Linked DNA regions of Homo sapiens: all the other regions are linked to region 2. Evidence: chromatin contacts called from ENCODE Hi-C or POLR2A ChIA-PET data. All regions are on one chromosome and are shown on one strand. Each heading gives the region's core, a stretch centred on a gene start or an enhancer-like site at or near the end of the contact. The rest is flanking DNA. Distances are from core to core; before and after follow the strand shown. Region 1 overlaps NSD2 (nuclear receptor binding SET domain protein 2). Region 2 overlaps LETM1 (leucine zipper and EF-hand containing transmembrane protein 1). Region 3 has its middle 25 kb from the start of FGFR3.

Region 1 (3,015 bases), core at 286-2,785, 68 kb after region 2:
TGTAGAGATGGGGTTTCACCATGTTGCCCAGTTGGTCTCAAACTCCTGGGCCCCAGTGATCCGCTTGCCTCGGCCTCCCAAAGTGCTGGGATTACAGAAATGAGCCACAGTGCCGCAGCCCAACTTATATATCATTGCATCTTTTCCCTGCCTTGGAGTTAAGTAATTCCTGTAGTCTGCAACAGCTTCTCTGACATTCAGATATACTGCCATTTTTACTTCTCTCTCTCTCTCTTTTTTTTTTTTTTTTTTTTTTTTGAGACACAGTTTCACTCTGTCTCCCAGGCTAGAGTGCACTGGCGCGATCTCAGCTCACTGCAACCTCTGCTTCCTGGGTTCAAGGAATTCTTGTGTCTCAGCTTCCTGAGTAGCTGGGATTATAGGTGTGTGCCACTATGCCTGGCTAATTTTTGTATTTTTAGTAGAGATGGGGTTTCACCATATTGGCCAGGCTGGTCTCAAACCTCTGACCTCAAGTGATCTGCCCACCTCGGCCTCCCAAAGTGCTGGGATTACAGGCGTGAGCCACCGTGCCCGGCCTCATCTCTCTTTCTTTGCTTGACTCCGGGACCTTGCACTGTGGCTAAGTGCTTTCACTCTTGTGCTTATGGCACCGTTGTGTTACTCTCTGCGGTTGAGGCTGGGACTCAGGAATCAGCCTGCCAGGGTCTAGTTAGCTGGCTGATCTTGATAATGAACTTAATCTCGCTAAGCTTCAGTTTCCCTGTATATGAAAATGAGGAAGATGATACCATCACCTTCATGGAAAGGTCTTAATGCAGTGACCACCGGATGCTCGTATTAGCAATTGTCATTATCCTCACTTTTACTTTTAAAACCTGAGTTTTTATTGTTTCAACTCCCATTCCCCTGGTTTCTTCTATAGCTGCTTCCTGAAAACCTTCATGTTTGACCAGTTATTAACCCTGCAGCCACCTAGTGTTTGGTTAATTTTAATACTTTTGTATCTGTTTTTAAGTGTTTTCATGTCCTCAGGTATTCCCTCAGTTTTCAAAACATAATGCCAAATGGGTATACTTGGATTCTAGCTTTTTTTGTGTATGTGTGAAATATTTGATCTATTTTTTTAATCTATTTTAAAAACTTTCAAGTCAAAGTAAAACAGCACAGCAGACACCTATCCCCTCATCTAGATTCTCCACCTTGAAACATCTTGTTCTACCTGTTGAATCTCTTTTTTTTTTTTTTTTTTTTTTTGTGACACAGTCTCACTCTGTTGCCAGGCTGGAGTGCAGTGGCACGATTTTGGCAACCTCTGCCTCCTGGGTTCAAGCAATTCTCCTGCCTCAGTCTCCCAAGTAGGTGGGACTACAGGTGCACGCCACCACACCCAGCTAATTTTTGTATTTTTAGTACAAATGGGGTTTCACCATGTTGGCCAGGATGATCTTGATCTCTTGACCTTGTGATCCACCCACCTTGGCCTCCCAATGGGATTACAGGCATGAGTCACTGTGCCTAGCCTCCATCTCTTTTGTTGCATGATGGCTGGTAGCTTTCGTGGCACTGTTACCCCCAAATACGTCAGAACAAGGACAGTTTCCTTATTGACTCAGCACCAGCCGCATTTCGGGAAACATCACATCAGTAACAAGATCTGTTGCTGTGCTAAGAGCAGGTGTAGGGCGTGTCCCCAGCAGGCCCCTACCTGTCTTTTTCTGTACTTCAGGGTTGAGATGCATACTCGGCATCTGGTGGTTGTGCCTCTTTAGCTTCTGCTAGTCTAGAACAGCACTCCCAATCCCCAATTCCTCATGACTGCTTTAGCTTTCTCATGATCAGACCTAGGTCAGAAAGGCCAGGTTGGATCTCACAGTTGGAACCTTGAAAGGTAGCTTTGGCCCTTTACTAAAGATCTGTGTACAGAAGAAGGGAGTGTCCTGCACCAGCATAGGCTGGGCAGTGGCCTGCCTCACCTCAGCAGTCGGCTTCTCTAGGAATTATTGTGGGATGTAGAGTAGGAGGCACAAGCAAACCTACTTCAGAAGACTGATAATATACTTTTTTGTGTGTGTGAAGGCATTAGAGTATAAAAGATACTGTACATTTGAAAAGCAGTTCAGAAGGAGTCAAGCCTGGGTAGATAACCCTCCAACTGAAAGGAGATTCAGATAATCTTAAAAGAAAAGGGGTCAAAGGAAGTGAGCAGAACAAAGAGAAGTGAGGGAAGGACAGAGTGCTAGTCAGACCACATCAGGAGGAGCTTATGTGTCAGCTGACCCACCCCTGGTAGGCGATGACCACCAGAGCTCTCTGTGGAAAGGCACAGGTCCCCATTGTCACTAATGAGGGACCTGTGGGCTGTGCTTGTAGTCTGTCCCAACAGTGTAGCTTTTGTTGTTGTTGTTTTGAGATAGGGTCTTGGCTCTGTTGCTCTGTCCAGGCTAGAGTACAGTGGCACAATCATAGCTCACTCCAGGCTCAAACTCCTGGGCTCAGGTCATCTTCTTCCTGCCTTGGCCTCCCAAATTGTTGGGATTACAAGTGTGAGCCACCATACCTGTCCCCAGCAGCCACGGCTTTAGCAGTCCTTGATGATTCATCATGGACTTGTTAAATGGTAACTGGCTATTATTGCACTTTCTACATTTTAGTTGTCATTTTTCTATGAAAATGAGCTCCTCCCTAAAAAAAAAAGAGTTATATATTTTAGTTCTTATTTTCTTAAATCCTCACATTGTCCCAAATTTGACCAGTGGGAGTTCTATTAAGTTCCTTTAAGTTGTATGCCTTTGACATGTCCCCGTCAGCCCTTGAGCACCTCTTTACGTTCTGGTACAACAAGATGTTCCAGGCTCATCTTGTACTGTTTTTCCCACCACCCCCCCCAACCCTAGCATCAGCCGTTTCTCAGAGAAGGCCTAGGTTCTTTGAGTACAGAATAGTATGTAGGAGCCCAGGTCTGGTCGCTGGTTGTGTTCATTGCTCTGGGAGACAGAGTTTGCAAGGGAAACTCTGTGCAGTAGGTCTCCAAGCAGTGCTGAGCCCTTGCTC
Region 2 (3,130 bases), core at 493-2,992:
AGTGCAATCGCCTGATCTTGGGTCATTGTATCTCCATCTCCCTGGTTCAAGCGATTCTCCTGCCTCGGCCTCCAGAGTAGCTGGGATTACAGACATGCGCCACCACGCCTAGCTAATTTTTTTTTATATTTTTGGTAGAGACAGGGTTTCACTATGTTGGCCAGGCTGGTCTCAAACTCCTGACCTCAGGTGATCTGCAGCACTGGCCTCCCAAAGTGCTGGATTACAGGCGTGAGCCACCACACCCAACCAAGAAAATAACTTCTTAAATGTTTGTAAACACAAAAGCAGAACTGCAAATCCCAACCTTTTAGAGCACATTTCAGTGCACAGGATTATCTTTTTTTTTACTTTTTATTTTTTTGAGATGGAGTCTCACTCTGTCTCCAGGATACAGTGCAGTGGGCGCGATCTCGGCTCACTGCAACCTCTGCCTCCCGAGTTCAAGTGATTCTCCTGCCTCAGCCTCCTGAGTAGTTGGGATTACACGCGCCCGCCACCACGACCGGCTAATTTTTGTATTTTTAGTAGAGACAGGGTTTCACCGTGTTGGCCAGGATGGTCTCGATCTCTTGACCTCATGATCGGCCCGCCTCGGCCTCCCAAAGTTCTGGGATTACAGGTGTGAGCCACTGCGCCCGGCCAGGATTATCTTTAAAAAGGAAGGCCTCCCAGCACTTTGGGAGGCCGAGGCAGCAGGACTGCTTGAGGTCAGGAGTTTGAGACCAACCTTGGCAATATAGTGAGACCCAGTCTCTACGAAAAATTTAAAAATTAGCCTGGCATGACAGCGTGCGTCTGTGGTCCCAGCTACACTGGAGGCTGAGGTAGGAGGATCCCTTATGCCCGGGAGGGCTGAGGCTTTGGTTAGCCATGAGGTTGCAACTGCACTCCAGCCTGGGTGGGGGAGCGAGAACCTGTCTCAAAAATAAAAATAAGTAAATAAATAGTAGAGCCACAAAAACGTAATATAAACCCCAAGAGCTAGAAACCATGAGGTGTTCTTGGGAGGAAAGGATGGAGCAGACAGGAGATGAGGCTGCACCTGGGAGAGAGTGGACTCGATTCCCACATAGGGCTGCACTCTCTGAGGCCCATGGTGTCCCATGGCTCTCACAGAAGCAAACAATATCTGTGCTGAAGAAACTAGCTCACCACCTACATCACACAAGGTTTACCCCTCTGAAGTGAGATTCCATCTCTTTTAAATTAAAAAATTAATTTAAAATAAACTAATTGAGCTTCTAGAGTTAAAAACATAGGCACTGAAAATAAAACCTTGGTGGCTGCATTAAACAAGATTACTTCAGCTGAAAAGAGAATGAATAAAATAGAAAGAAAACATCTAGATTGCAGCCCTGAAACAAAGACAGAAAATGGAGAATCTTTTCAGAACCGTGAAGGACAGCAGGAGCTGGTGCACCAGAGGACAAACCAGGAGCCCCGAGAGCCTGGGCACTGGTGAGCGAGCAGGTTCTATCACAGATGGCAGATGTGGAACCTTGGGGTCAGAAGCACGGATCCCAAAAATAAAAACAACTCACCCAGAGGGACACGCGCAGCCCCTCCAGACAGACGTTGAAGCAGTTAAGACAGAAAGGGCCTGCACCTGCAGCAGAGGTGCACCTGTGCAGATGCAGACCCCTCCCAGGAAACAGCAGTGGAGAGCCAGGGCAAGGCATCAAGAGGGTGAAGGCATCGAGAGTGGGTGGAGCTGTGTGCTGAAAACTGCTGCTGGGAAAGAGTTGAAGCAGGAGCAGACGGTGTTGCAATTCAATTCAGTGGCGAGGTGCGCCTTTCCATAGGTGTGGTTAGTTATGACAGGTATTGGTTCCTGGCTCTACTGCCCTTGTTACAGTCTTGTGATAATGTTAGGTGTGTCAGGCCTTGGGGGCAGGCCTCTGACCTCTCTACCCTCCTTTCACCTGCCCTAAGGCAGGTCACTAATCTTCCCAACTTCCTGACTATGGGTTTTAAGACCCTCCCTAAAGAGGGTTCCGTCCTATTCCCTGAGGGAAGGAATGCCCAAGAGGACTGGGTTCAAGGAGCTTCCAGAAAGCTGAACACGGTAGAGGTTCACCGGGGGTTGCACCCTGGGAAGCATGGAAGATCCATGCCCCTTCCCCGTACATACCTTGCCTTACGGTCTCTTGACCTGCATCCTTTGCACTATGCTTTATAGTAAACTGATAAATTTAAGTGTTTCTCTAAGTTCTGTGAGCCGCTCCAGCAAATTAATCAAACCCAAAGGGGTGGGGGTGGGTGTCACACCTCATGTAGCCCATAAATACGTATACCTACTATGTACCCACAAAAACAAAACAATTTAAAAACAAAGAGGGGGCCAGGCACAGTGGCCCACGCCTATAATCCCAGCACTTTGCGAGGCCAAGGCAGGTGGATCACTTGAGGCCAGGAGTTCGAGAGCAGCCTGGCCAACGCGGTGAAACCCCTCTCTACTAAAAATACAAACATTAGCCGGGTGTGATGGTATATGCCTGTAGTCCCAGCTACTCAGGTGGCTGAGGCAGGAGAATCACTTGAACCCAGGAGGCGGAGGTTGCAGTGAGCCGAGATTGTGCCACTGCACTCAGGCCTGGGCAACAGAGTGAGACTCTGCCTCAAAAAATAAGGTTGGGCGCGGTGGTTCACGCCTGTAATCCCAGCACTTTGGGAGGCCGAGGTGGGCAGATCATGAGGTCAGGAGATCAAGACCATTCTGGCTAACACGGTGAAACCCCGTCTCTACTAAAAATACAAAAAATTAGCCGGGCGTGGTGGCGGGTGCCTGTAGTGCCAGCTACTCGGGAGGCTGAGGCAGGAGAATGGTGTGGACCCCGGGGGGCGGAGCCTGCAGCGAGCCGAGATCGCACCACTGCACTCCAGCCTGGGCGACAGTGAGACTCCATCTCAAAAAATAAATAAATAAACAAATAAATATAAAAATAATAATAATAAAAAAAAAACGAAGCGGGGGTGGTGGGAACCTAACTTGAAGCCAGTCTGTCAGAAGTTCCGAGAGGCCTGGACTTGAGACTGGTAGGGGGCACCTTGGGGACAGAGCCCTCACCCTGTGGGATCTGATGTTATCTCTGGGTAGACAGTATCAGAACTAAATCAGAGGACACCC
Region 3 (2,829 bases), core at 40-2,539, 71 kb before region 2:
GTCTCCGGCCATCCCCGCCTCAGGGGTCAGCACAGAAGCTCCAGCCAGAGCCTGGTCCCTGCCCTCTTCAGACCAGGGCTGTAGGGGGATGTCCTGCCACTGGCAGGGGTCGGCCGCCTGCCCTCACCCTCCTGGCTCCGGCGGGCGCGGCTGGAATGTTTGCCTTTGCTGTTTGCCGGGGGAAGGGGGGGTGGGGTGAGCGCGGCCCCCCGGGGAGCCCTGTCCCGTCCAGCTGGGTCCGCGAGGCCAGTCGGCCGTGGAGGGGACCCTCCGGCTCCGACGGGGAGTTCCAGGGCCGGCGGTGGCACAAAGGGTGCTTCCTGCCCGCGGTGGTCCCTCGTCTGCTCCGGCCCCTGCGGCCCCGACTGGGAGACCCAAGCCCAGAGGCGCGCCCGGCCCCACCGCCCCCTCCGCCCGCCCGCCTCCGGGGCTCCCCGCGCGGCTCGGAGATTATGCAAATCCCCGGCGGCTCCTTAATTAAATCCCTAACGAGGCGCTGGGGCCGGGCCAGGGGCGGCGCTGAAAGCCGGGGTCACGCTCCAGAGGGGCCCGGCCCGTCTGCGACCAGGGGGCCCCCGCGCCCCTCCCGGCCTGGGAACCACGGCGCAGCCTGAGGGGGCGGGTCTCCCCTCCTCCCTCCCTCCCCTCCTGCCCCTCCCTCCCCTCCTGCCCCTCCCTCCCCTCCTGCCCCTCCCTCCCCTCCTCCCCCTCCCTCTCCCTCCTTCCCCCCTCCGCTCTGCCCCGCTCGCCCGGCCGCTCCCGGCCTCGGTGTCCCCACCGGGAGGCGCGCGCGGACCCTCCGGGCGCCGAGGGCTGGGGTCCCGGGCGCGAGGCCGCCGGGTCGGGGGCGGGGCCGGCGGGGGCAGCGGCCCCCAGCGCCCCGCGCTCCCCTTTCAGCCGCCTGTTGTTGGGCCAACAGCTCGGGCCGCAGCCGCCTGAAAGGCCGGGATTAGCGAACATTAGCGGCCTTTGAGCGGCGCCCGGGGAGCCCCTTCCGCCCGCCACGCCCGCGCCGGCCGGAGCCCCCCGCCCCGCGCCCCGCGCCCCGCTCCCGACCCCGCTCCGCCAGCAGCGGCCCGGAGCTGCCCTTTGTGCAGAGCTGGGGCGGCCCGTACCGTCGTGCCCTTCGGAGAGACCCAAGGGTGTTCTCCAGGTGGGAGGGGTGGTGCCCCCGCTAGGTCACGGCCGCCGCCCCCACCCCGGCCCACCCCGCCTTCCACCCCCACCCCAGGCCCCGGCTTCCAGCCCTTCTTCGCAACCCCAGCACCGCCTCCTCCCGGCAGCCAGCGGGAGTTTCCTGAGCTCAGCCCCAGGTCGCTGGGTCCCTGCACGCCTCCCGTCCTCCTGGAAGCCCTGGCTCCAAGGTTCCATAGGCAGGTTAGCACCCCTTCCCCACCCCCCACCTGGCCTCATCCTTTTCTCTCAAAGTAGTTTCTGGGCTCTGGGGCCAGAGGGGAGGCTGCTCATGAGATGTCGCTGTTCCCAGACAGAGCTCCGGCCCTCTCACATATGCGGAGCGCTGTCTGAACGCCCGGCCCTATCCCGGGACACCTGACCCAGATTACATTACAAAAAGGTGTTGTTATTACCCTCATTTTACAGGTGGGAAAATGAGGTGCAGTGAGGCAGCCCAAGGTCACCCTACAGCAGGTGTGGAGGGGGAACTTGACCTCAGCCCCAACACCAAGGGTGTACTCGCCCGTTCTCACCTGGCCCCGCCGTCTCCAGGGCCGCCTATTTAGGGTAATTGCTGGCCCAGGAGCCCAGGGGCTCTGCACATCTGCCCAGCCCTGCAGGGGCCTAGGGCAGGGGTCTTGGCCTGGACCACACGCGTGTGGCTGGCCCTGCGGTCCACAGGGGATGGCCTGGGCCGGGCTTCCCTCTCTAATCCTCCGTCTTTTCCTGCTCATGCTGGCCCCAAGCGCAGCTCGACCCTCGCTGCCGCCCAGGACCCGCTTCCAGCAACCCAGCCACAGGGACACGTGCACACATGCACACGCAGGCACACACAGGCACAGGCACCCCAGCAGGCGCCCCGGCCTCAGGAGAGTAAACATCTTCACCAGAGGAAGCAACAAGCCCTCTCCCAAGAGAAAAAATGTGGCCAAACCTGACCCAGGCAGGCCTGTGGGGGGCCGGCTGGGGGCCCCATTCCTGTTGCCACCCAGAGTCACGTTGGCCTCTGAAGTTTGGTGGTAAAACATTGACAGTCCCCTGCCCCCCACCCACAGGCCTGGCACCCACACGGGTTGCGTTCTGGGAGGAGTGTGGGGCCAAGCAGGCCAGCAGGGCTAGGCAGGTGGGCACCAGGTGGGCACCTAACAGGTGCTGTTGCCCCAGCGCATGTGTGGGTGGGCTGCAGTGAGTCCCCGGAGGGCTGTATCGGCGGGCCCCCTCTGCCCCCCACATGCCCACAGCCCCGTGTCTCCTGATGCCCCCACCCTGTGCCCAGATAGTTCAGGACCAGTTCAGGCAGGTGTGGGGCCTGTGGGGCTTCAGGGGGCGGCCTTGGCTCTAGGGGGCACCCGTTGGAGCCTATCAGTGCCCAGGGCAGAGGCTCTGTGGGTCCCGCCTGCCAGAGTCCTCTGTCCTAGGCCCCACGGTGATGACCCTGAGCTCAGGAGCCCCGTCTTTGCTGGTTGGAGGAGTTTTTGGCCAGCTCTGACCCCCTTGCCTCTGGAAAGGCAGAGTCCTCCGAGTCCCCCATGGCTTCCGCTCTCCTGGCCAGGACAAGGACAGGCCTGGCCGGATCCTGTGACTCTGAAGAAACCACAGGAGCCTGGGGTTTGCAGCGGGAAACCCGATCAAGTAATGACAGGGTTGATGTGG

What was found. A loop is a pair of places that touch in the nucleus more often than their neighbours do. ChIA-PET counts read pairs that join two places held with the same protein, here RNA polymerase II (POLR2A). Pooled maps may share reads with other maps.
Region 1: POLR2A ChIA-PET joins it to region 2 with 11 read pairs in activated T-cell. The contact joins two enhancer-like sites. A Hi-C loop is called at or near these places in 9 of 168 maps with a recorded cell type or tissue (CD14-positive monocyte, GM12878, IMR-90 and 6 more), 27 of 37 single-sample maps with no recorded cell type and 13 of 50 pooled maps. POLR2A ChIA-PET finds 5 or more read pairs at or near these places in 6 of 52 experiments (AG04450, GM12878, OCI-LY7 and 3 more).
Region 3: a map of heart left ventricle shows a loop between it and region 2 (7-fold over the local background). The contact joins two enhancer-like sites. A Hi-C loop is called at or near these places in 2 of 168 maps with a recorded cell type or tissue (endothelial cell of hepatic sinusoid and heart left ventricle) and 1 of 50 pooled maps. POLR2A ChIA-PET finds 5 or more read pairs at or near these places in 2 of 52 experiments (H1 and activated T-cell).

Annotation. Positions count from the first base shown.
Region 1 is chr4:1,906,421-1,909,435 of GRCh38, forward strand. All of the region lies in intron 3 of NSD2 (nuclear receptor binding SET domain protein 2), which reads left to right. Among named protein-coding and RNA genes, the nearest start is that of NSD2, 37 kb to the left of the region's middle. Within about 2 kb of position 1,536, at least 2 of the 41 ENCODE cell types and tissues checked have a DNase peak (open chromatin) inside an H3K27ac peak, as active enhancers do.
Region 2 is chr4:1,837,754-1,840,883 of GRCh38, forward strand. All of the region lies in intron 3 of LETM1 (leucine zipper and EF-hand containing transmembrane protein 1), which reads right to left. Among named protein-coding and RNA genes, the nearest start is that of LETM1, 17 kb to the right of the region's middle. Within about 2 kb of position 1,743, at least 2 of the 41 ENCODE cell types and tissues checked have a DNase peak (open chromatin) inside an H3K27ac peak, as active enhancers do.
Region 3 is chr4:1,766,727-1,769,555 of GRCh38, forward strand. No RefSeq gene overlaps it. Among named protein-coding and RNA genes, the nearest start is that of FGFR3, 25 kb to the right of the region's middle. RefSeq lists enhancers at 1-301, 1,380-1,945, 1,946-2,511. Within about 2 kb of position 1,290, at least 4 of the 41 ENCODE cell types and tissues checked have a DNase peak (open chromatin) inside an H3K27ac peak, as active enhancers do.